3 separate regions of the Mus musculus genome follow, and all the other regions are linked to region 1. Evidence: chromatin loops called from intact Hi-C (ENCODE). Cell type or tissue: gastrocnemius. All regions are shown on one strand.

Region 1 (8,000 bases):
GTTTGAATGTGCACACCAGAGAGAGTACAGGAGCGTGATAGCTCGTCCTAATTGTCAATTTGTCACACCTGGGAAGAGGAATTGCCTCATATGGGTCTGTGTCAGTGGGGCATGTTAATTGTTGTGAGAGGTTCAGGCCACTATGGGTGGCACTATCCCCTAGGCTTGAATCCGAGAACGAGCCAGTCAGCAGTGTTTCTCCACAGATTCTGCTTTAGGCTCTTGCCCCGATGGAGTCCTGCCTTGGCTTCTGTGGTCGTTGGGTTTTGTTAATTTGACACAGGCTAGAATCATCGGGGAAGAAGGAATCTCAGTTGAGGAATTGCCTCCTCCATCAGGCCAGTCTGTGGGCAAGTCCGTGAGGTATTTTCTTGATTGACAACTGATGCTGGAGGGCCCAGCTCACTGTGGGTAGTACTGGGATGTATAAAAAGGCAGGCTGAGCAAGCCAGTGAGTGGTGGCTGTCCACGGCCTTTGCTTAGTTCCTGCTCTGACTCTCCTCAATGGTCAACTGAGTCTTGGGACTGTAAGATGAAGTAAACCCTTTCTTCCTCAGGGGTTGCTTTTTTCTCACCATGGTGTTTATCACAGCAACAGGAAGCAAACAAGGATGTTAGTGTTAGCATGGGTGTCAAGTCAGTGTGCTTGAGTGTGAGGGCACAAGAGGTTGTTTGCATACGTGGCAGCATCCATACATATGTGTTTTGGGTGTATGTGGATGAGTGCATGAGTGAGTTCATACCTAAGTATGTGTTTGAACACGTGTACATCTGAGAGTGTGCTTCAGTGTGTGTTGTGAGTGGGAGTTTGAGTGTGAGGGTGTGTGACTGTTTGTGGGAGTGTATGAAAGCATGAAGTAATGTGGGTGTGTGAGTGTGAGTTATTGTGTGTAAGTGTATCCCAGTGAGGGAATATTTCCAGATCTGTCCACAGCCACATATGCACAACCCCAAGGCTATCCTGGCTATCAGAATGAGCTACGGCCTGGGCTAATGTCCTTGAGAGCCAAAAGTCCTTGGTTATCAACTGCTTTACGTATTCATATCATTTTACATTTTTTGTGATTTTATTTTTTTAGTTTTTTGAGACAGGGTTTCTCAGTGTATCCCTGGCTGTCCTGAAACTCACTCTGTAGACCAGGCTGGCCTCAAACTCAGAGATCCACAGGCTTCTGCTTCCCACATGCACCACCCCCACTTCTGCCATTTTATTTTAAAATGTTTATTATATATATTTATTTGTTTATTACATGATTATTTTTTCTACATTGTATATGGGTAGTCCACGGCACACTTGTGGATGTCAGAGATCACCGTGCATGGTTCTCTCCTCCTGTTATGTGGGTTCCAGGGATTGGCCTCAGGTAATCAGGCTTGGTGGCAAGTGTCTTCCCTTGTTGAACCATCTCTCTGGCCCTCATATTAAAACTATTTTTATTCTGTTTATCTTTCATTTTATTTCTATTTATTTACTTTAAAGTTATTTTATTTTGGGGGCAGTAATCTTGCTCTGTAGGCCAGGCTGGCTTCCAACATATGATCCTCCTGCCTCAGCCTCAGCAATGCTGTGTTACTGTGCCCACCACATCCAGATTCGGGATGGTTTTTCCCATGGAATTCTTGAACCAAATCAGGGCTTTCCAGGTAGAGTAGGGGCCCAGGAGGGACATGACTCCATCTGCAGTTGGTAACCTGGAGCCTGTCACAGCCTCTCCAGACTCAGTTTGCCCTGTGTTCAACAAGGAATTGATAGGTAGAGGAGTAGAAAGACTGGACCGGTACAGGGAGAGCATCCAACTGTGAACACTGTGGACCTGGCTTCCACAGTCTTTTCTCCAGGAGACAGCCTTCCCCATTTCTTCAGCCTAGGATCCCAGCAAATCAGGAGGTAGCTTGACTGTGTTTTAAAATCTCAGGCCCCTGGATGTGTCTGGGGCTGGGGGTTTGGGGGCCACTGGCTGTGTGCCAGCTGTGGATCATAATCAAATGGGCCACTTCCCCGAGTCCATTTTTGCTTGTAAAGTAGGGACACAGTTCTTGGTGCAGGCCCCCGATTCTATCACTGGCACTAGATGCTGATGGTGACTGTCACCATCAGAAACCTTGGGTCAGACCATCATAGAGAGAAGAGAAGTTACTCAGAGAATGGCTGAGATTCCAGGCCACAGTTGGGGCTGGGCCAGCTGCTTTGGTGGCCAGCCTTCCCCCAACTTAACAAGGTTCAGTACAGTGAATGCTTTCATAGCTTCTGCTACATGCAGACCCCAGGTTAGACCCATTGTAGGATCTGACCACAAATCAAACGTCCCTCCTATCTTAAACTTACAGTGTAATGTAAAGAATCAGAGATCTTGCATCTCTCTGGAGCCCTGACTCATGAGCACCTTGTGCAGACTTTAGTATGCAGAAAGTGCTTGGTACATGCAGGCTGAATTTAGCTCAGAATAGTGAGATGGTTTTCCATAAGAGGGGCCATTTACACTGGGCTTTGATGGCTCCTTAGGAGTCCTCTGTCCCTTCCACTTGTCCTCTGATCATTCAGGCTGAAGAAGACCATAGCAGGCCAAGGCTCCAGTGACTCATCTCCCCCTATGCACCCAGGCCTCATACGAACTCTGAGGAGTCTCCGGATGTGAAGAGGAAGTGGCCAGGCTACGGAAGGCAGGCTCATTTCCAGTGTGGGGCCAGGCCGCCAGTCCCGGGTCCTGTTTACACAGCAAGGCGGACAGGCCGACAGAACTTGGCGGCAAATGCGCTTTGGCCTTTGAGAACAGAAGGGGCTGGCAGGGCCCAGCCGGGTACAGGGAGGCCTGTGCCAAGGGAAGGTGGAAATCTAAAGAGCGCTTCCTCTCAACCAGGCGGCCCCAGACTTTTGACTCCAGTCTGAGCCATTCCTTCAGGGATTCATGTGCAGCAGGAACTTATAAATAAACCCCACCTCAGCCTCTCACCACCCCACCTTGGGGACCTGGGCAGGGTGACAAGGAGCGAGCTGTGCTGGGTGCAGGGTCAGGGTCTCTGACTTTCCAGGAGGGTAGGGGGTGGAGCTGTGGTTCCCACCAGAGGATCTGGGATCTGGGCCACCGGTGAGTGGCCTACACACTCATTCGGTCCACAGAAGGAAATCTGGAAAAAGCAGGGCTTTTAAATGTTTTTTTTCTTGCTTTTATTTTATTTTTTTCAGTGTGTGTGTGTGTGTGTGTGTGTGTGTGTGTGTGTGTGTATGTGTGTGTATATGTGTGTGTGTATGTGTGTGTGTGATAGCATCACGTAGCCCAGGCTGGCTTAGTACTCACTATGTAGTCCAGGATGACCTTGAATTTCTGCTCTTTTCCGTCCAGGTCTCCAGCGCAAGGGTGCACACTATGCCAGCATGTAGTTCCGTGGGTAGAGCCTAGAGCCTTGCACATAAGAGGCAAGCACACTGCCAACTGAGACATCTCCAGCCCCAGCATGAAGTTTCCGGAACAGCCAGTGTCCGCTCTTAAGTGGCCACCTAGACTCTGGGCCAAACTGTTTCAGCCCTCTGAGTCCCTCCCGCATGTCCTCTGTGTGACTTTGTTAAGGACTCCTCACCATGGATGGGGATGAAGACAGGATGCTAAGGACATGTTTGCTGGAATAAAAACTGCAACACCGCTTCTTATCACAGGCAGAGCAAGGTGTGCACACTATTCCCTCTTGTTTCCTCTTTTATGACAAAGGAGTTGAGACTCAGAAGGTGTTTTATGGCCCAAGGTCACAGAGCAGGTAGACTGAGAAGGGGGGGGGGGCTCTGCAATTATTCATCTTGGGTCTGCCTTCCTCCCAGCACGCTAAGGCCTCAGTGTCCCTACTGTGATGTAGGCAAAGAAATATCTGGGTGGGCTGGGTGGGTGTTACATTCCTTTAATTCCAGCACTCACAGAACAGAGGCAGGCAGATCTCTGTGAGTTCCAGGACAGCCTGGTCTTCAGAACAAGTTCCAGGTCAGCCAGGACAAAGAAATCCTGTGAAAACAAAAACAAAAACCAGAAGTTATTTGGGTGGGACACGGGTGTAAAGATTGATAGGAAAGATCCATTTCTCTGCCTTGCCCAGAATGGGAAATGCCCCAGCAGCTAGAGCCCTTCCTTAAATGTTTCTGGACAGCTCAAGATCTAGCACAAAACTCTGTTGCAGGATGGTTGGTCAAGCTCTGGGAAATGTAACTGCAATGACAGGGAATAGACACCAGGTGGCGCCATACAACCCTCTGTGTTTTCTGGAAAGCTGTGTGGTTCTGTGTCTCTTTGAGCTGGCTGTCCTCTGAGCCTGGTGTGCCAGCTAGGTAAAGTAAATGTGGGAGGGACAGGCCCAGATGGAAGGCCTGTGCTTTGAAGTAGGTTTCTGCCTGGGACTGTGACACAATTGCTGTTCTCTGGGACCCGCCTCCCCATATGTAGGATACGGAGTCTCTTCTCTCTCATTGAGAGTTTGTGTCTTAGTTTGTGAAGCACGTGGTGTGGGGCTTAGCTTGCATCCTAACACCGGGTAAGACTTTAAACCTTCAGGTGAGCTGTAGGTCTGCCCTTTGCTTCCATCTTGACTTGGGGGCAGAAGCACTGTCCTTGAGCCACAGGAGACCCCAATATCCTAATAGTTCCCAGAGGGAGGACCTTGAGGTCCAGGGATTTCCTCCAGACTCTTCCACTCTCACTGGTCCTGAGGACAACTGTCAAAAGCTCCTCCTGTCCTCTGCTCAGAGGCCCCACAAAGAACATTTCCCCGCATTAGGGCTACAGGAACTAGGGAAGATGGATCTTGCTGGCTGTACTGTTGTGAGGTGAAAAGGTCCATTGACCCCTGGAGTAGCGGGGACACTGAACCACATAGGCTGTCACTCCCAGGGTCTCCCGTGGGAAAGTCCCTCAGTGCTCACCTGCCCAGATCCTGCAGCACTGTTTCCAAAGGGTTAACTCAACCTTTGGACACGGTGGTACTTGTGCCTTTGATTCCAGCAATAAAGAGGCACAGGCGGGGACCCTTGTGAATCCAAGGCCAGCTTGGTCTACAAGGACAGCCAGGGCTACACAGGGAAACCCTGTCTCAAGAATGAAACAAAACACCCCAAACCAAACAACAACCCCCCACCCCAAAGAATAATCCAGTTCAAGCCTAGCGTCCCATGGGGGAAGTTGCAGCACCTGCTTTTATTCATGAAAGAAAAAGGTTTCTGTTCCTGTTAGTTAGTTAGCTTCCGAAAACCTTCTCCGAGAGTCAGGATGGGGGGCAGGGGGAAAACCAGTAAAAGTGCAGGAAAATGGAACTCCAGATACGCAGCACATGAACAGCCTATACCCCGGAGAGGGACCTTGCCCCAGTCCCAGCCTTATAACATAGACAGGGACAAAGCATGCTGGGAACCTGAACTCACTGCTATTTACACTCAGTTTACATTCTGCAGTACTAGAGAAGGTTTTTCTAGATCTTGGGGCAGGAAGAGATCAGGGCTCAGAGAGACTGTGGGGAGGGGGAGGAGAGGGCACTCACTTTTAAGTTTGCACTGAGCCAGTGAGGGCTGGAGTTGGAGTGGGGAGGGGTGTGCAGAGCAGGAGCCTGAGGCTCTCCTGCGCTGGAAAGGCAAAGGGGCTTCTGTTGCCTGGCAGACGCCTGGGTGAGGAAAGAAAGACACAGGTGACTATGTTTCCTGGAGTCAGTTGCCTATAACCAAGGGTGAACCTGTGGCCCTAGGACTTCCACAGGGTGGGGCTGGCCTGAAGGCCTAGCCTTGTAGGCCCCACCCAAGCCCTTGCTCTGGGTTTGCTGCAAAGTCCTGGGGAGGGGGGAACCAATGTCATTCACCCCAATGCCTTTCTCTCAGGAATAAAACCTATTTGATTGTGACAAGTCATGAGAGCTCCCTGGTCTCAGATTGTGGCTGTATAAAAGGCACCACACACACAGTAAGTATATATAGGTAGCAGTTGCTGCATTACAAAGGAGTCTAACTTTCTTGGGGCACTATTCTAGAGGATGCTTAAAACCCAACCAACCAACCAAACAACCAACCAAACAAACAAACAAACAAAAAAAAAAAACAAAAACAAAAAAAAAAAAAGAAAGAAAAAGAAAAACTGGACTGGAGAGATGGCTCAGCGGTTAAGAGCACTGACTGATCTTCCAGAGGTCCTGAGTTCAAATCCCAGCAAACACATGATGGCTCACAACCGTCTGTAATGGGATCCGACGCCCTCTTCGGTTGTGCCTGAAGACAGCTACAGTGTACTAATAGATATACAGGAAAATCCTTTCCATCCTTTGATATTGAGGGGTGGAGGGAAGGTACATAGGAGAGAGTGAGTTTTTACTTGTTATGAAGCCCGGAGTGTGCCCGGAGGCTGGCCAACTGTGAGGGATGGGGAGTGAGGGAAGACGCTGGAAATCAGGGTCAAACCAATGGAGAGACCTGGCTTTCGGCTGTTAGGTCTGATTTTGCAGTGAGTGGGTAAGGAAAAAGAGGGTCTCTGTGTAAGGGAATGCCTTCTAGTTGCTCCCTGAGTTCAGCCTGAGCTTCGGGTTGCCAGGGGAGGCCTCTCTCAGCCCTGTTCTCCCCAACCCTCCTGCCTCCCTAGCAGTTTGGCAGCCGACTGGATGTTCAGTGCGGAATTTAAAGAATCCGAACAGGCAGAATGCTAATCCCACCCGGAGAGATTGCCCTGAGCCTCCGCTGCCGGCTGGCGGGAAAAGCCCCCTTGTGTGGCAGCAGGAGAGAAAAGGGATCGGTCTGCCCAGGCGGGCTCTGCCTGCGGCCAGGGGACCAGGTCAAGTCCCTGGACCTCCCGGGGTCCCGGACCCGCCCGTGGAAACGGGAGCACCTCAGTATCCAGATCTCGTGCAGAGTCAGGCTTGGGGCTTCGAGGGTGAGCGACCTGGCACTCAGGGACCTGGCGTTGGGGGACTTTGGGTCCCGGTCCCCGCCCGGCTGTGCCCTCAGCCGTCACCCCTGTGGCCTCGGCGTCTCGCAGTCTCGGGCGCCGGAGTGCCGGGCGTTATCTGCGCTCCGGGCCGAGCCGGGCCCTTCCCTCCCAGGGCCGCCCCGCCGCTCCCGCCTTATCGGACGCCGAGCTGGCGAGGGCTGAGCCTACCTCCCCCGGGACTCGCGACTCCCAGTGAATCTTCCCCCTGGTTCCCCTCCTCCCCTGGGCTCCCTCTCGAAGCTATCGCTTCTCCTCCTCCTCCTAGGGCTTCCCTCCTGAAATGCCCCCCTCCTCAGGTACCCCCTTCATGGCCAGGCTGAGTAAGAGGCTGAGCATTCGAAAAGGATTTTGTTTTTCAGATTTCTCTCTTCCTCAAAACAGACAAGCCTAACTATGGTTTAACTCATTTAGTCACATTTTAAATGATTTCACAAGAGAGGAAAATTCTGCAAAACAAAGTGAAACTGTAAAACACCCTAAACTCAGCGTCCACCAGGGCTTTGGGAGCCCCAGCCACTGGCCAGGTCCCAGCAGAAGCCTGGATGGTTTGGCGGCCACAGGCTTCTCTGCACAGTTGAGTGTGCAGCGTTGGCAGGATCTCAGAGCACCCTTGGTAATAACGAATTGGCAATATGGATGGAAAGCCATAAAAGTAGTCATCTACTGCGTTCAGTGACCCCGCTCTGGGAATGTGTCCCAAGGAAACAGTCGAGCAAGCAGCCCACAGCTCTGGCTCCTTCCATGTGTTAATCAAAGGGCCAGTGAGCCACACTTCCTCAGCGTGGGCAAGTGGATCTGAACCCAGCAGTCACCTACAAACATCTCTGCTCCCTGTCTTAAGGGGGGGACAGTTCTGCGTTCCGTGTTTGCAAGAATTGGGGGAGACAGCCCTCAGAAGCATCTAGTACCCAATGGGAGGGGAAAGAAGTTAAGCCACGTGTGTTTGCGCTTGCCTTTTCAGAAATGAGAGTATGGAATAGTTCAAGCCACATTTGTAAACAGGCAGCTCTCCATATCCAGGCTCCCACATCTAAGGAGCCAGCTGACCTCAGACCAAAATAT
Region 2 (8,000 bases), 130 kb after region 1:
TGCTTGTCTGCCGTGCACAGGCCCTGGGTTCCATCTCCAGCACTTTGTAAGGTAGACATGCTACACCAAGTGCAATCCCTACACTTGGTGAGGTGGAGGAAGGAGGTCAGAGGTTCAGGGTCAAATAAAAAAGTCTGAGGTGATAACCCAGGCCTAGCCCGGTGGACTGGTAAACATCTGGTTTATTGGGAATCCAGCATACCGCAGTTCCCGCGCAGGCCCTAGAAGAGCATTTCTGGAGGAGGTCCCCAGCTTCCCATTCTTAGCCAGATTGTCCAGGGACAGTAGGAACACTGAGGCTTTCCCACCCTAGGTTGTCCCTAAGTAGGCAGAGGCTTAGCATCAGACTTTGGAATAAGCAGAAGAGGCCTTGGAATGGGGGCCAAGGTTAGAGTCTTTTGTGACAAGAACTGGTCCTTTCCCTAAGCCTGCTGGATTCCTGGTTACTCTGGAACTCTTCTCTCCTTCCCTCCGTCTCTTCCTCTCTTCTCTCTCTCTCCCTCCCTTTCTCCTTTCCTCTCCCTCCCCCTCCTCCATCCCCTGGGATCTTCCTGCTCTGTGGCTGAGGACTTGCTTGCTTCCTTGGGGCTTGGTGTCTTTTTTCTTACACTGAAGTTGCTGGGTCCTCATCTGCCCACGCCGCCACTTGCTGTCATAGATGATCTGGCTCTGTTGACCCTATGGTCTCCCTGTAGCTCTTTGGAACCACTGATCGTGTGCTGTCAAGCTCAGTGCTGGGGCCTGGGCAGAGACTCCTTGGGTGGGAGGTAGTCTCTGGCAGGGGATGCTGGGGTGCTGTAGGTGTAAGGTGTGATGGATGTGGGCCCTGACTGGTCCCGCTTCCCACTGCGGTTGAGTCTGGGGCTCCTGGGAAGATTGCTCTGCTGGGAGCAACGACAGAGCAGACCTGGGGAAACTTATTCTGGGTCAGGACTGCCAGTCTGTTTAAATACTGCAGGAGATAAAAGAGTGGAACCCTACCTAGTTCAGCCCAGGCTGCCGTCCTGTTCCACCAGAGACCAGAGGCTGAGCAGCCAAGGTCAGGACACAACAAAGGCCTTCCTGCAGGTCTGTTTGACCTCTTAGAAGCTGGTCACCAGATGCCTGAGGCACCCTCCTGGATGGTGCCTCTAAGGACTCAGGCTGTCATATTGAGGAGCAGCAGGAAGGTCCCAGCAGAGAGGGTCACTCAGGGTAGGAGCTCCTCTCTGTGGTTGCTGAGGAGACTCTGGCGTGGGGCCTGCCCTGAGAATGGGATGCTGCAACACTCATTCCTCCCGCCTTGTGGCTGGGTGTAGGCTGGATGGATGGTCCTCTTCCTTGGGCAGTGTTCATTGTTGTGGCTCACCTAGAATACATTCCCTACTGTGGTTCAGGCAAGGGGAGCTGTTTGGATGTGAGGGGGAAGTTAAAAGGGCATGTGTTTTCAGAGCAGCACTAGGCCCTCTCTATGGTGGGTGGAGGCTGCATTTGAGAAGTGTTTCTGTCCTCCCAGGAAGGTAGTCAGCATGCAGACGTTCGTTCTATACCAAAGATGCTGCATCCCAGGCTCAGGACCCCTTTTAGCATCCCATCTTTGTGTGGCCCTGGCAATACATCTTAGAGCCGGCAGAGCTAGATGTTTGGGCCTGTGAGTCTATCCATGCTGCCACTGGGGTTGGCAGCACACATGGGGATAATAGCAAATAATATCTCTAAGTCTATGTAGACAGGAGATCAGATCCTAATCTTGAAACTTCTTGGCTTCTGACTTTGGACACAAGCTTGGTAAGGTTGACACAGCTTCTTTATCATACAACGGGAAGGGTGGGACTGGGGAGATAGCTCAGTAGGGAATAGACCTGCCGCCCACCCAGGGATTAGGACCTGAATTCCTAAACCCCAGGATCCAATCAAAGCTGGTCAGGGTGGCTCACACCTGGAGTCCACATCAAAGCTGGTTAGGGTGGCTCACACCTGGGGTCCCTGTGCAGGGGAGGCAGAGACAGGACCCCTGGGGCCAGCAGCCTAGTTGCCAAGCCCCAGATTCACGGAGAGACCCTGTCTCCAAAAAATTAGGTAGATAGTACTTCCGAAGAACAGCAGCTGAGGTTGACCTCTGAACTTCCCGTACATGTCCACACATACACACAGACATCGCACGATGCCCAAAAGCACAAGAGGAGCTGAGAGGGTTAGCAGTTTGTCCTCTGAGTGTCTTTAACCTGTTTCACTCTGCCTGGCATTCACAAATGCCTTCTCCAGTGTTGACTGATTTGTTTTATTATTATTATTATTATTATTATTATTATTATTATTATTTCTCCTTGAGTCTCTAGTCCATTAGCACATCTTTGCCGAGTGTTGTTGTTACCCAACATGAATATACTTGTGAACTATGCATTATATAACTGCTGTAAATAATTTGTATAGCTTACATTTTTGAAATCTGCTAACAAGAGTCAGTGATCGCTGTTAATTTCCAGGTTGCTCATTTCCAGGCAAGGCATCGTCTGACTGCAGCTGACCCCAGTGCCCTGTGAAGTAGCTGCTGACTGTATCCCTGTTGTGCAGTTTTGGAAACTGAGGCCCAGAGGAGCAAAAAGTCACTTGCCTGAGATGGCAAGAGTGTTATTACTGTTTTAGGGTACAAATTGGGCTTCACTGTCCACCCCCAATAAGCCAAGGAGTAATGAGAAGCAGATAACGGTGGTTTACTCAGAGTGGCAGCCCTGGGAAGAGGAACAAATAAATAGGTCCAGTGACAGCGCCCCCCCCAAGGCCATCATTAGGGACTGACATACGACGTTCAGGTTTAAATAGATAGCCCCGTCCAAGGGGCGATCCTGCACGAGCATCATTGGCTTGTTATTGCCTAGGATCCAGTCCCTCCTGCAAGGTGGCCTGACAAGTTGTCAGAACAGTGTGAAATCTCTGTTCTCCCTCTTGCTGACACCAGCCTTCTGCCTTTTCCTGCTCCCAGCATGAGATTCCTGGGGAAATTCCAATTCCTTGGGGACAATTGTCTGATGGCCAAAGGGAGGGTCACAAGTGTCTCTCAGAATATTTTCTGTAGGGATTGTTACCGTTGCTGGTGAGTGGCAGGGCTGGACTTTGCACACAGGCTTCCTTGCTCCTGATCCAGTGCGTGAAACCCATGCCCTCTGCGGAGATACCACTGGTCCCAGCTCCATTGAGCGGTTTCTACTGTGACATGTATAAGTCACTTCACCTCTTTGGACCTCCCCTCAGTCGTCGGTCCAGTGGACTTCCTGTTCCTGGGCTCCCCTCTCTTCTTGCTGGCATTCTCCCTTTCTGTACCCATCTCGCTTTTGCCAGCAGAGCAACCAAGTAGCCATGTGGGGCGGGAGGACAGCACGGTCTCCACACTGGAGACCCACAGTTAAAAGAGCCCCTGCGGTGGGCCCGGTGCAGGCCCGCAGCAGCGGTGGCCAGATCTCTTGTGATGTAATGAGCGATTAGGAACTTCCTCTTGGAAGCCAGGCTTCCTCTGGGAGCCCGAGGTGCTGGCTCTGAGGTGGGGGGTTGGGGAGGTGGGGGGGAGCTAGGAGGAGGAAACTCCTGTCAGCTGGGCCAGCCCGCGTTCAGCAGAGGCTCGCTCGGCTGGCTCTGAGCTGCTGACCATTAACGTGGCCCTGTGTGCATTCTTTCTCTGCTTTTCTGAAGCAGCCAGGGGCAAGGACAGGCCCTCCCTCCCCTGTGAGGAAGGCCAGGACCATTAATGAATGCTGCTGGCTGGACTGGCTGCAAACCTGAAGCCATTTCTTCGGCCCCAAAGGACAAAGGAGAGTTCCTTGGAAACTCGTTTCTTCCCCTCAGTTTGATAACAAAAACTACTTATCTAATGGGCAAATAAGGCTTTAAAAGGGGTGTTAGGTTAACCAGATGCAGGGCCTGCGTAATTGTTCCCAGGCTCTGGAGCCACAGATGAAACGCTGCCGGTTGGATGAAGGGAACTTGAAGCCACAGGCATGACTTGGGACAGAAGAAAGTAGTTTTCCAGGAGAGTGGGAGGCCCCCATGCAAAGGGCTGAGAGAAAGCCCTAGGCTGATTTCCAGTTCTGCCACCAACTTGCTGTGTGACCCCTGAGCTAGTTGCTTTCTGGATTTTAGAGAGCTGGTCTCTTCTCTTCTCGGCACGCCACAGGGAGTGGATTTGGTTCTTGTCTGAAGCTTACTGCCAAGCAGTCTTTATTGGTTGTTTTTAATTGGTGGCAAGGACGGTGGTATAAGCTAGGGAGATGTGAAGCCCAGCAGATATTAGGGATACGGTGGGGACGGACCACCCCACAAACCTCCCGGGAGTGCTTTGTCTTCTCGCCAGACTGGGACATGTTTTGGTCCCTTCTTGGGATGGCCCACCCTGGGCATTTGTGGTCAGAAGGCGGAGAGAGGGCAGGAGAAGACATTTCACTGTGTTCGTGCTTTAGCTGGATCCTGTGAGGGAGCACACCACCGCGCTCCTGCACTTTGTTTTGACAGAAAATTGCTGATTCGAATAAGCTTAAAGACATTTCTTGGGATTCCACCGCTCTCCACCTCCTCCGGACTCCAGCCAGCCCCCTTGAGGTCCAGTACCCCCCTCCCACACACACAAAATTACATGTTGGTCTCTAGGCACCCTGGCTGGGCAGAGAGCTCTGGAGGAAGGCATGGCAGACTGTGGCTGGGCCGAGCAAGGGAGACGGCCTTTGTTGAGGCTGTTTGCCTGGTGCTCAGAGAAGGCTGCCACCACCCTCTGGTGGCAGGAATGTGGGTACCTCTGGGAGACAATGGGGGCGAGGGGCTGTCACCTGGGGGACCTTCTGAGACTCCTGTAGATGTCAGTAGCTACAGCCAAAACCTGCTTAGCCTAGTGTTTAGGTTGTGGTGACTCTTCTGGGGTGTATATATACACCCCGATTCCCATCGTTCCTGTCTTGGAAGTTCTCTCCTTCCTGTGTACCTACTCCTCAGGTTATCAACTGCCCTGATTCTCCTCCTCCTCTTCCTCCTCCTCTTCTTCCTTCCTCCTTCCTTTTCTTTGTATGTATTTACTGCAGTCTTAGGGGATGGAACCTGGGGCCTTGAACATGTAGCCCAGAACTCCTCACTGAGAGCTGCCGCCCACCTTTGCTATTGCATGTTTTATCAGCTGTTCTGCCTATGGAGAACTTCCCGCCTCTGCCTTTCAGTGGATTTTCTGTGTGTGACTTCCTTCTCCAAGCAGGCGCACTTAAGGGTGGTCCATTCTGCTGTGCGTTTGGTGTTTGTGGAGTTGGTTGGTTCCTTTCTTTGCTAACCCGTGTCCCTGAGAGAGCCACACCATCCCCCTGTTGGAGACCGGCTGAGCAGGGCTCCCAGCAAGGGACTGGCTAGAGTTTGCTGGGACATAGAAATTCAGAGCTGCACATTATAGCTACTTCCTCGGAGAGGACCGAGGCTGAGAAAGGAGGCAGTTAACTGATCCTGGCTAGAAGGCAGGGCTCCCAGCGTTTCTCCTCCCACCCACCCCTCCCAGCGGGACCCGTTGCTGGCTGGGAACTAGGCCAGGCCCTGAGCAGGCCAGGGATTGGGGAGGGGAGGGAGGAGGGAGAAGCGTGAGTTTCGGTCAGACCTCGGTCACCTTTGATGTTGCTCTGGTCTGACTCCCCCGGTATTTATTTGCAATTAAAGAGATGGTTCCTAATTAGGCTGGTGGCTGTGGAAGATGACAGGGCCAGAGCTTTGGAACCCCAAAGAGAGAAGGCTCTTTCTACAAGACACTGTCCCTGATGAGTAGAGTAGGGCCATGTGGGCTCATGGGTGCAGCCTGCCTGCTCTACATCACTGAAGCACACCAGCGCACAGCATACAGGTCTCCACAAAATTGAGTTCTTGGAGCTTGTGAGCGTTGAGCATGGAGCCACAGCTGGGCTCATTCTAGATCGTAAGTGTTCTTTCCATCCCTTCTGTTACAGGGCAGGTCGGTCACCACAGGTGCCAGTCCAGGAACTAACCGAGGTGCTTTACAGAGAGTGTAAAGGGCCCTCCCACTCACAGTCCTCTTGGAGCACCTCGAAGCTTGAGTCCCCTTGCCTGGGTTGTTGCAACAGGCCTGGAGCCAGTGAGCGAGATGACGGTCTCTTTCTGTGTATGCTTGATTTACTGTTTGAGTTTCTAGAGAGTCCAACAGTGGCCCCCGGTGAGCAGAGCCCTCGATGACTGATAAGTTCTTACAAAGGAAGAGAGGCGAGGTTTGGGTACATGGAGAAGCTTGCCAGTCAGGTGGCTGCAGCCATGTGTTTACCTCATTCAAGGATTTTAAGTCCTAGTCCCAACTTTGCCATCTCTGATGGGTGGCCTCAGGCAAATCATTATAACCCGGGTGCCACCTTCCAGAGATAAGGCCACTGAGGTCCACGTGTGGAACCCACAGGTCCTCTCTAGACCAAGGTTTCTTTAGTTTGTGTCAGGAGGAAATGTTTGAAAACAAATACCCACAGGACAAAACCAAGCAGATTGATCAGTGCTGTAGCTACCCACCCCATTCCCACTTAAACGTGGGGCTTGGGCATCAGTGCCATGGCTACCCACCCTATTCCCATTTAAACGTGTGGCTTGGGCTTGGGTGTAGCTCAGTGGTAGAGCTCCTACCAAGCAAGCCTAAAGGCCTGGGTTCACTCCCTCCCTCTCTCTCTCTCTCTCTCTCTCTCTCTCTCTCACACACACACACACACACACACACACACACACACGGGATCGGGGGAGAGACATACTCCCTCTAGGGAGCCCTGGGTATCCCTGCCAGGTGAGGTGATCCTGAGGAGCTCTAAAGCTGAGGGGGTTACCTTTAAGTCCTTGCCCACAACCCCTCCACTGTCCTCAGACCTGAGCCCACCTTCAGATCAGGCTTCCTGTGTGTAAGATACACAGACATTTGAGATGAGTTTTATTTCTTTTCTTCCCCTGCTTTAGTGTGTTCAGAGTCCCCGGGATATTTGCAGCCTTGGAGAAGGACCCCGAGAGGCCTGAGGCCCTTTGTTCATATGTGGGGAGTAGGCTATCCCCAGAGCCACTGACCCACAGTAGGCATGTGGTCCAGACCCAGAGAGGATGCTGTTGTAAAGAGAGGGCCTTACAGGGCAGCAGAATTTGGAAGCCAGTCAGCTTAATTTCCATAGGGTTGGAGATAGGTCTAGCCTGGACATCAGAGGCATATGGCAACATCCCTGTGAAGGATCCTGTGGCCAGGCTAGGGATCAAACAGGTACCTGAGAGAAACGGTAAGCCCCACTGGACTCCTAGCTGCAAAGCCTTCTAGACATTGGCAAGAAGAAAGTGTTCCCTCCCTGCCTATGGCTCCTATGCACACTCTCTGACTTGAAGCTGCTATTTTGACCTTGACACAAGGCTACTTTGAAACTAGTAGTCCCTTTCCTCAGTGAGACAGTGAAGTAAGCACCCACGGGACTCGTAGGTCCTTACAGCAGTTGCTATTACAGATAGGGAAACTGAGGCTCAGAGAAGGGAAGTGACCGGCCCAGTGAAGTTTTAATGAGGCGCCTGCCTGACATTCTGCCCTTTTGGTAAACCTCTTATCTCCAAAAAATATTTACATTAGGATTCATAACAGTAGCAAAATTACAGTTAAAAAGCAGCAATGAAAATGTATGGTTGGGGGTCACCAGCACAGCGTGGGGAACTGGGTTAAAGGGTCTCGCATCAGGATTAAGAACTACTGGCCTGAGGATGGAGGAGAGCGCCCTCTAGTGTGGCTGGCTTGGGACCTGGGTGTAGCTCAGCAGGAGAGAAAGGGTACTGCATTTCATCATTGGCACCACACACACAAAGGTTTGCCCTCTCCGTGAGGCTGGCTCCAGAATTCTGGGGTGCGCAATCGGGAATTCAGTTCCCTCACCCGTGAAGGCAGTGCCTAGCTCATAGGAGGGGCCCAGCGATGCCTGGTACCCACCCTAGCTCTGCTCCCAGCATCCTCGGGGTGCTGCACACAGCTTCTTAACCTCACTTGGCCTGGCTCA
Region 3 (8,000 bases), 170 kb after region 1:
GACTTGGGTGTTCATTCCCCCTGGGACTTTTTGGCAGGGAGAAGCCCAGGCCACTCTCTCCAATCATCCAGAGCACTGATCCGTGGCTTTCACCCCTAAGAAGCTCCTGAAAGCCTGTAAGCCAAAGAGAGAGGAGAGAGAGAGAGCATGTGTGTGCCCAAAGCCACACGCGTCAGGGTGAGGGAAAACCTGGACCCTCCGCTGCCTAACCTCATTCCCACACCTCATGTCCATGCTGGCTGCCACATGACAATTGGCCAGCTCTGACCTCCGCTTACTATAGGTAAATTTGGAGCTCAAGGTTCTGATGCAGGCTGAGGGGAACACCCACTACTGTCAGAAAGCCTTTCCCAGTAATTCCTGAGGCTGCCTGATCACTCCAACAGTCTTCTCAAGAATTCCTTGAGTCCTTAGGATGGCTAATATTGATTGACACTTGATGTGATGGAGAACCACCCAGACTTTCCGGGTGCACCTGTGAGGGAGTTTTTAGATTGGGTTAACTACGTTGGGAAGACCCACTCTAAATGAGCGAGGTGTCTGTCATTCCATGGGCTGGGGATTCCTTGGGGATAGGGTGGGGAGGTGTGGGGGAGGGGGATTTGGGCTGAGTCCCAGCGTTTGTGTCTCTGCTTCCTGATTGCAGATGCACAGAGATCAGCTGTAGTTCTGGGGTTCACCTCCCCTCTTGGGGGGTGTCTGGACTCAAGTTGGAGGAACCGGTGGGGTCTGCGGGATCCGGGTCAGGTTGGGAACGAGTGATGGGGGATGGGGACCTTCATTGAGAATCTTAGTGTTACGGCTCTTTTAGACAAAGGCCTTCTCAGACGAGCTTTGGTGAAGCAGCTTTCTGAGGGAATCATAGCTTGTTTTGGATGCATACACTTTATTTGGGGTGAGCCAAAGGTTATATAGGTTTTGGGTTGAGGATATTCAGGGAGGGAAAAAGTCACTGGCTGATGGCTAAGCCTACAGAGATGCCTCATTTGCATGGGGAAGAATTCCAGAGGCTGTGCTACTGTGACTGCCTGTACCTACCTGGTTGCTGGGGGGTGGGGGAGGCCAGAGGGGGTGTCTCCAGGTCATGTGCTCCTTCCGAGACAGGCACAGAAACAGGGATGGGGCTATGTCTGCTCCTGCTGGTCTCAAGTTTAGAGATGTCTGGGGTCTGACCGTGCTCTACCTTGCCAGTTCCGTGTCAGGTCCTCTTGTGGCACAGTCCACGTGCCTCGCTGCCACGTCTTTCCCACCACGGTGGACTGCTTCCTCAAACTCTGAGTCAAAAATGAGCCCTTCCTGTCTTACATTGCCTTCGTTAGGCAGTAGCAAGGAGTAAGCAAGAAGCCAGGCAGGCCTCCTCCATCAGACTAGAGACCCCTTGCTCCTGGGCACCTCAGCTCTCAGGGCTGTGGTCTTTTTGTACTGACATTCACCCCAGAGCCCCTCCAGTCTGTGAGCCTGGGGCTGGAGGCCTGGTCTGGGTTAGGTTGGTGAGTGGTGATAGATCTTTCAGGCGATTCCTCCTGGCAGGAGCCCTGGGCCGTGTCTTATCTCTTCCTAAGCCCTCTCACGGAGTCTGACATAGAGGAGGCTGTGTGTATCCTTGGCAATGCCATTTGAGGGGACCTAGACAAGTCCAGGGATCCCCAACCCCAGCCCAGGATCTCCAGTTTATTATAAGTGCATTATAGACCCAGGGAGAATGCCTTCCCTGGCATTCTCTTCATGGGAAGGAAACTGAGGCAGCCCAGCCTGCTCTGGGCCTGGCGCCTCTGGGGACTCTGCTGACTTTTCCATACAAACCCCCTTTGGGTTTTATTTTGGCCTGTGTGGGGAGGCTGAAACCCTGGGGAGGGGTAACTTTTCTTTGGTGACAGGCGTGGGCCAAGTCCTCTTGGGCCTGTGAGAGCAGTGGGACCCGTCTGGGAGGAAACCACCGGCAGACACCTTATCAGGCCCTGCCGCCTGTTATCTGTGTCTCCTCAGTGAAAGAGCCACCATGCTTAGACCACTCCAGGCCCAGAACAAAAGCATCCAAGTCAGCTGGCGTCCCCGTGGCTCCACATCAGCCAGTGGCCCACACTGGATATTTGGGGGCGGGAGGGGGCGGCTGCCTGGCTGGCGACAGCCAGTCTGCCTAGACTCCCCAGGCCAAGTATCTACATGGCCAGGACCAGCCCCCCTCTCCCTAGAATGGGCTTGGGGCTCGGGGTTACCCCAGTGCTGCATGATCCTAATGAAATGTCAGCCACAAAGGACGGGACACAGAGGGGCCTGTCCAGGAACAAGGGCCAAGTGTTGGCGTGGGAGGAGGGCCGGGGCCGGGCTGGTCAACTGATTACTTGTAATAATTGCAGTGGACACCCTCGGGCCATGGGGCAGCCGGCGCCTGGCACCGGGTTCCTCTCCCCACTACCATGGGACGCATAGCAGATAGGGCCCAAGTCCAAAAACACCCAGAGCAGATTGCCAGCTGAGGCCTGGACATGGCCGTACACTTCCAGTCCCAGCACCCTGCTGAGGAGAAGCAAGCACTCGCTTGAAGGCTGCCTCCTCATTCAGGAAGTACCTGCTTGTCTGGCCTCTTGTGGGACTGTCATGGAGAGCTGGGCAGGTTGCATACCACACACCGACATCTGTCCTCTAAAGCAAGCTTAAAATCCTTGCTGGCAGGCAATGGTATAAACTCAGTCAGAGGTTGCGTCTCTGCTGGGAAGGGGCACCTCTGTATAGTGGGGGCCCTGGGGGACATTGAGATGGCATGTCTCTTTTGGTAAGATAGGTAGAGGTCATCTTCCAGATATGATAGAGATTGTTCAGTTAAGTCTGAGTTCCAGCGAAGCAATAGATGCGCGTTATCCAATGTAACTATGGCCTTTACAGCACTGCAGTGCTTAAAGTGTTGTGGGGCTGGTTGTGGCAGCCCAGCATGGAGGCCGGATGAAGAAGATAGTCTATGGGCCTGTCTTGTGGTGAACTGGTACCAAGCAAGGGTGAGCCAGGCTGCAAGGTCTGACACTGTCCAGGGCTCCCTCTGGTGGTCATGTGGAGATCAGGCTAGCCACCAGAAAGGCTTGAGCCTGTGCCACACTTTGGAGGCCACTGGCTGGGGGCTGTGTGTGGACTTATGAACTGTTTTTGAGACAGAGTTTCAAGGAGCCCAGGCTTGCCTCCAAGCTTCTGTGTAGCTGAGGCTGACCTTGAACTTCTGATCCACTCACATTTACAGCTTTTATTTTATTAAAAAAAAAAAAGATGTATCTATTTTATGTATATAAGTACTCTGTAGCTGTCTTCAGATACACCAGAAGAGGGCATCTGATCTTATTACAGATGGTTGTGAGCCACCATGTGGTTGCTGGGATTTGAACTCAGGACCTCTGGAAGAGGAGCCAGTGCTCTTAACCACTGAGCCATTTGTCCAATTCCTATGCTTGTTTTTAAAAATTAATTAATTAGTGTGTGTATGCTCGTGAGCACACACGTGTGTTTGGGCACTCGTGCATGCTCACTTATGCCCAAGTGCTTGTGTGGAAATCAGAGGACAGTTTTCATGAGCCAGATCTCTCCTTCCTTCCTTCCTTCCTTCCTTCCTTCCTTCCTTCCTTCCTTCCTTCTTTCCTTGTTCCTTCCTTCCTTCCTTCCTTCCTTCCTTCCTTCCTTCCTTCCTTCCACTGTGAGATCAGGGGATGGAACTCACGATGCATGCGTAAGATTTTCAGAACAAGATCTTTACCTGCTGAGCCATGGGGCCCACACCATGGCCAGGTTTTAAAAAACATGATATTGGGGACAAATGGAAACCAGGCCCTCATGCTGTGTTAGGCATGGAGCTCTGAGCTCCAGCTCTGACAGGGCATTTTCTTACAGAAAGCAGAAAGTCCAGTGTGAGGGGCGCTGCGTTTTGATCACCTACTTAGCCACTGTCTGTCAGTCATGGCCAATTTCGTTCCTTATGCAAACTTTCTGCCTCTCCTGGCAACTGGGTGTTTTTGAAGCAAATGCCAGGCATGTTATTTCATCCATAAACATGTCAGTATATATCACTAGGAGATAAGGCCTAAGGATTCCTCAAAGCTGGAGCCGCCAGGAATTCACCCAAAGCCCTTATATCACTCCTAAGAAGAGGGGCCCTGCACCAGGACGCCCCAGTCTCCCGAGACCCCCTTTAAAGTCTCCTGGCCTTTCATCCCCTTGGACAAGTGTTCCCATGCCAGGATTTCCTGTCTCTCACTGCCCCGGGCTCCTCAAGTGTAGTCTGCGACCTCCTTGGGGAATTCTCCTTGAAAGCGCTGTGGCTCCCACAACTACAGACAGTTCCAAAACTCATGCCTGCTTTGTTCTCTGCCCCTGCTATAGATGGCATTAGAGGGCCATTCTTGGGGACTCAGACTTCCTGGGGAATGTGAGGAAATATGCAGGGTTTCACAGAGGATCAAGACCCCAGATTTGGACCAGAGCCCCTGCTTAGGGCAGCTTAAGTGCCTGCTGTTCAATGACCGTTCCCCTAGGAAGTGTCTGACTCTGCCTCACTGAGAATTTTTTTGTGATCAGTGTCCTGCTCTGGGCCCTAAATAGGGAGCTGGCCTATTTTGGTGACCTTCTCCCTACCTGACCTCACCTCAGATTTGGTGGCCCCAGAGCCACTGGAGAGAGAGGAGCTGAGGGGTACAGAACTCCAAGAATCAGATGTGGTTCCCTTTCTTCAAGGAGGGAGAAATCGAAGTTCAGGGAAAGAGAGAAACTCGACCAGGCTCCCCAGCAAATAGCTGGCACAGTCAGGATTGGAGTATGCTGGTACCCGGATGCTTCCCTGGTGTTCAAGGACATTCCCTGGGCACATCCTCCTCACCAGGCCTCATTCAGCCACCAGTTGAGAGGCCAGCTCACCAGCCTCTTCTCTTCTGTTCTCTCACTAAAGAGACTCCTGAAGGCAGAACTCTGTGGGTGTCTGCAACGTCAATCCTTTCCTGTCATTTCTGAGCGGGAAAGGCACCGCCCTGTTTTCCAGAGGTGGAAACAGATGCCCAGAAAGATGCAGTGAACTGGCCACGGCCACACAGCTGCATAGTGGAGGCAACCAGATTAGATCCAGAGTCCCTGAACTATGGACGATTCTGCTTTGTGCGAACACCACCAGAGAGCGGCAACCCATCTAACAACCTTTGAGCCTTTGAGCTCCTGGCTGGTGGTTTCTCTGTATCACCTCTTGCTCTTCCTAATCCAAGCAGGGTGGGACTAACACTACACAGCCATTGCAGATGAAATGGCACATGTGCTCCCCCTGGTGGAGGGGTATGGAAATTTCCTCTCTCTTCTGCAAGGTTGGCTTGCTCCCGTGAGCAGCCTACCAACAGCTCTGTAACCTGTGATGATGTTTAATTAGCCTGTTGTATATTTGCCATTTTCTTCCTCTTTCGACCCAGTACTTCCCCATGTGCTGGCATTTCCCCTTGGTTTGGACCCTCCCCATCTCTCCTTGCTAAACATCCTTAGTCGTGGCTAAAACACAACTATCTCTGTCAGCTCTGTTTTCGGGAAAGCAGGGAGGATTAAGGTTACAGCAACTGGGGAGACTGGAGAACCTGAGAACCACAAAGATGCTCTCACTCTCTCCAGTCCAGGGACACTCTGCGGTGAGAGGTCTGTGCTCTCCCATGCCCCTGACCAGGGGCTGAGCCTTCCTTCTTCTACACTGGGATAAGACCATTTCAGAGAAGCAGATGAGAGCGGCTCTCTGCTCTCCACACAGGGTAAGAGTCCTGTTTTCTGAAACTTGGACAAGATACAGAAATACCAGGAAGGTCCTTGTGGGTACCACTTTGAGCCTCTCTGTACACTAGGGCCCTGCTCAGCTCTTAGGAGAACTTGGACAGTGATGTGCGATCTGCGTGAGCTGGGTAGCACATGGAACTAAAGAGGGTTCTCTTAGGAGGCAAGGTGGCCCACATGAGAGGTGGAGGCAGAAGAATATTCAAGGGAAGGCCAGTTGAGAGGCAAGGGTCATGTCACCTCCAGGTCTCCACCTTTAACGTCCTGCTGTCCACTGGTCATCCCCACCCTGAGATCCTGTGGGTCTTAGACATTCCTGCCTGTGCCTTTCCTGCCAGATGACTCCTCCTCCTCCACTCATGCATCATTCACAGCCGGTCAGTCTTCAAGCGCTTGTGTTCTGTTAGTCTCATTCCGTAAGAGTTATCCCTGAAACTACACAGTCTATGAGACTTGACAAATGTATAGCAAATGTGTAAACATCATGACAGTCAAGATATAGAGCCCTTTCATCAAGCCTTGCCATAGGCAACCCCTCCTCCCATCTCCAGCCTGGTCTCTGTTTTCTGTCCCCATAGTGTGCCTTTGCACATGGAATCTGGCTCCTCTCACTTGGCTCCAGGGCTTGGAAAGCCATCCACATTTGCTCCTTCCTGTCACCATTCGATGGCTTTTCATGGACACGGTGCCATTTGTTTATCTGCTTGCTGGATGAGGGACATTTGGCTTGTTTCTAGTTTGGGATAGTTATGAAGAATGTCACTGAACATGTTACACTTCTAGATTTTGTGCAAATATAGATGCCCGCTTCTCTGGGGTTGATCCCTACCAGAGGGACCACAGGGACATGTGTGTTTAGTTTCACAGCTGTGTGCCAAACTATAGTTCAGAACAGCTGGATCATTTCCAAAGTATAACTTTTAACATTTAAATCTTCACTTGGATATCAAACAAACAAGAAATCTAAACTAAAACAAGAACAACTCGTCTCTCTGTCATTCTCTCTTCCTCTCTCACCCTCTCTCCTCTCTGAGAGAAAGGGTTTATTCCATCTTACAATGAAAGGGTACAGTCCATCCTGTGGGGAAGTCAAGGAAGCAGGAACCTGAAGCAACTGGCCCACCCATACTCTGAAGGCAGACAGTGAGTGAGCTAGCTTTAGTTTTCATCAATGGATAGCAGGGAGTGGATTTTCTGGGTCAAGTGGTTGGTGTTTCCTAAGAAACTGTCAGGGCTGAGCTTTAACTCTGTAGGTAGAGTGCTTCCCTAGCATGCATGAAACCTGGATTCCATCCCCTGCACTTCACAAACTGGGAGGCAGAGGCACAAGGAGGAGACCCTACCTGAAGAAGAGGAGGAGGAGGAGGGAGAGAAGGAGGAGAGGGAAGAAGAAGAAGAAGAAGAAAGAGAAGGAGGAAGAGAAAGAAGAGGAAGAAGAGAAAGAGGAAGAAGAAAAGAGGAAGAAGAAAAGAGGAAAAGGAAGGAGGAGGAGGAGGAGGAGGAGGAGAAGGAGAAGAAGAAGAAGAAGAAGAAGAAGAAGAAGAAGAAGAAGAAGAAGAAGAAGAAGAAGAAGAAGAAGAAGAAGAAGAAGAAGAAGAAGCTTTCCAAAATGAACACTTACCAAATACAAGATTTTTAAAAATGTTTTGTGATGAAAAACATTTATTTGAGGTTCTGGGGATTAGAACTTAGGACCTTGTACTTGTTAGGTGAGCACTGTCCCAGTGAGCAACATAGCCAGCCCTGCTTTCTAACATCTGTGACAGCAGAAAGATTGTGTTCAAAGAGCTTCTGAGAACCATCATGGCTGCAGCAGTCACGCCTGCGTGGCTCACCAGCACCCCAATAGTTTAGATTGTTAGCATTATTTTGAAATGTATTTATCATTAGTGGGTGAGGGGAGGACTCGAGTGTGCCATGGCATGCATGTGTGAAGGTCAGAGGACGCTTTGTGGAGTCACTGTTTTGCCACTGTGTGATCCAGTGAGCAAACCTGAGTTATCAGGGTTTGAGTGCGGCAAGCCCCTCTACCCAGGAGCCATCTCACGGGCTTTTTTTTTTTTTTTTTCAAGACAGGGTTTCTCTGAATAGTCCTGGCTGACCTGGAACTCACTCTGTAGACCAGGCTGGCCTCGAACTCAGAAATCCACCTGCCTCTGCCTCCAAGTGCTGGTGTTAAAGGTGTGTGCCCACCACTGCCCAGCAAAGATTTATTTATTTTATGTATG

What was found. Hi-C counts contacts between places; a loop is a spot of excess contacts. Peaks named below come from ENCODE experiments on the same cell type or tissue, not always from the same donor. Only the 100,000 strongest peaks of a DNase experiment are listed, where the experiment ranks them.
Region 2: a loop joins it to region 1, with 5 times the contacts of the local background. A loop is called at or near these places in 16 of 42 quality-filtered maps.
Region 3: a loop joins it to region 1, with 8 times the contacts of the local background. A loop is called at or near these places in 36 of 42 quality-filtered maps.

What each region holds. Positions count from the first base shown.
Region 1 is chr9:64,083,915-64,091,914 of GRCm38, reverse strand. Scarletltr (Scarletltr, erythroid developmental long intergenic non-protein coding transcript) reads right to left here. Exons shown (of 3, transcript NR_040743.1): 2 at 5,512-5,631; 3 at 3,870-3,989. Gm39360 (a long non-coding RNA gene) reads left to right here. Exons shown (of 3, transcript XR_870861.2): 3 at 3,342-3,486. Among named protein-coding and RNA genes, the nearest start is that of Scarletltr, 7.2 kb to the right of the region's middle. In gastrocnemius, a CTCF peak has its summit at 4,215 (motif pointing right); DNase peaks (open chromatin) are centred at 4,234, 6,819, 7,047, 7,529 and 1 more place; H3K4me3 peaks cover 1,395 bases; H3K27ac peaks cover 3,114 bases.
Region 2 is chr9:63,956,023-63,964,022 of GRCm38, reverse strand. The region is part of intron 3 of Smad6 (SMAD family member 6); the gene reads left to right. Among named protein-coding and RNA genes, the nearest start is that of Gm36033, 16 kb to the right of the region's middle. RefSeq lists an enhancer at 2,472-5,708. In gastrocnemius, CTCF peaks have their summits at 4,748 (motif pointing left) and 7,739 (motif pointing left); DNase peaks (open chromatin) are centred at 3,365, 4,701, 5,501, 7,734 and 1 more place; H3K4me3 peaks cover 1,580 bases; H3K27ac peaks cover 3,091 bases.
Region 3 is chr9:63,913,460-63,921,459 of GRCm38, reverse strand. No RefSeq gene overlaps it. Among named protein-coding and RNA genes, the nearest start is that of Gm36033, 27 kb to the left of the region's middle. In gastrocnemius, CTCF peaks have their summits at 3,034 (motif pointing left) and 5,301 (motif pointing left); DNase peaks (open chromatin) are centred at 667, 2,377, 3,037 and 5,278.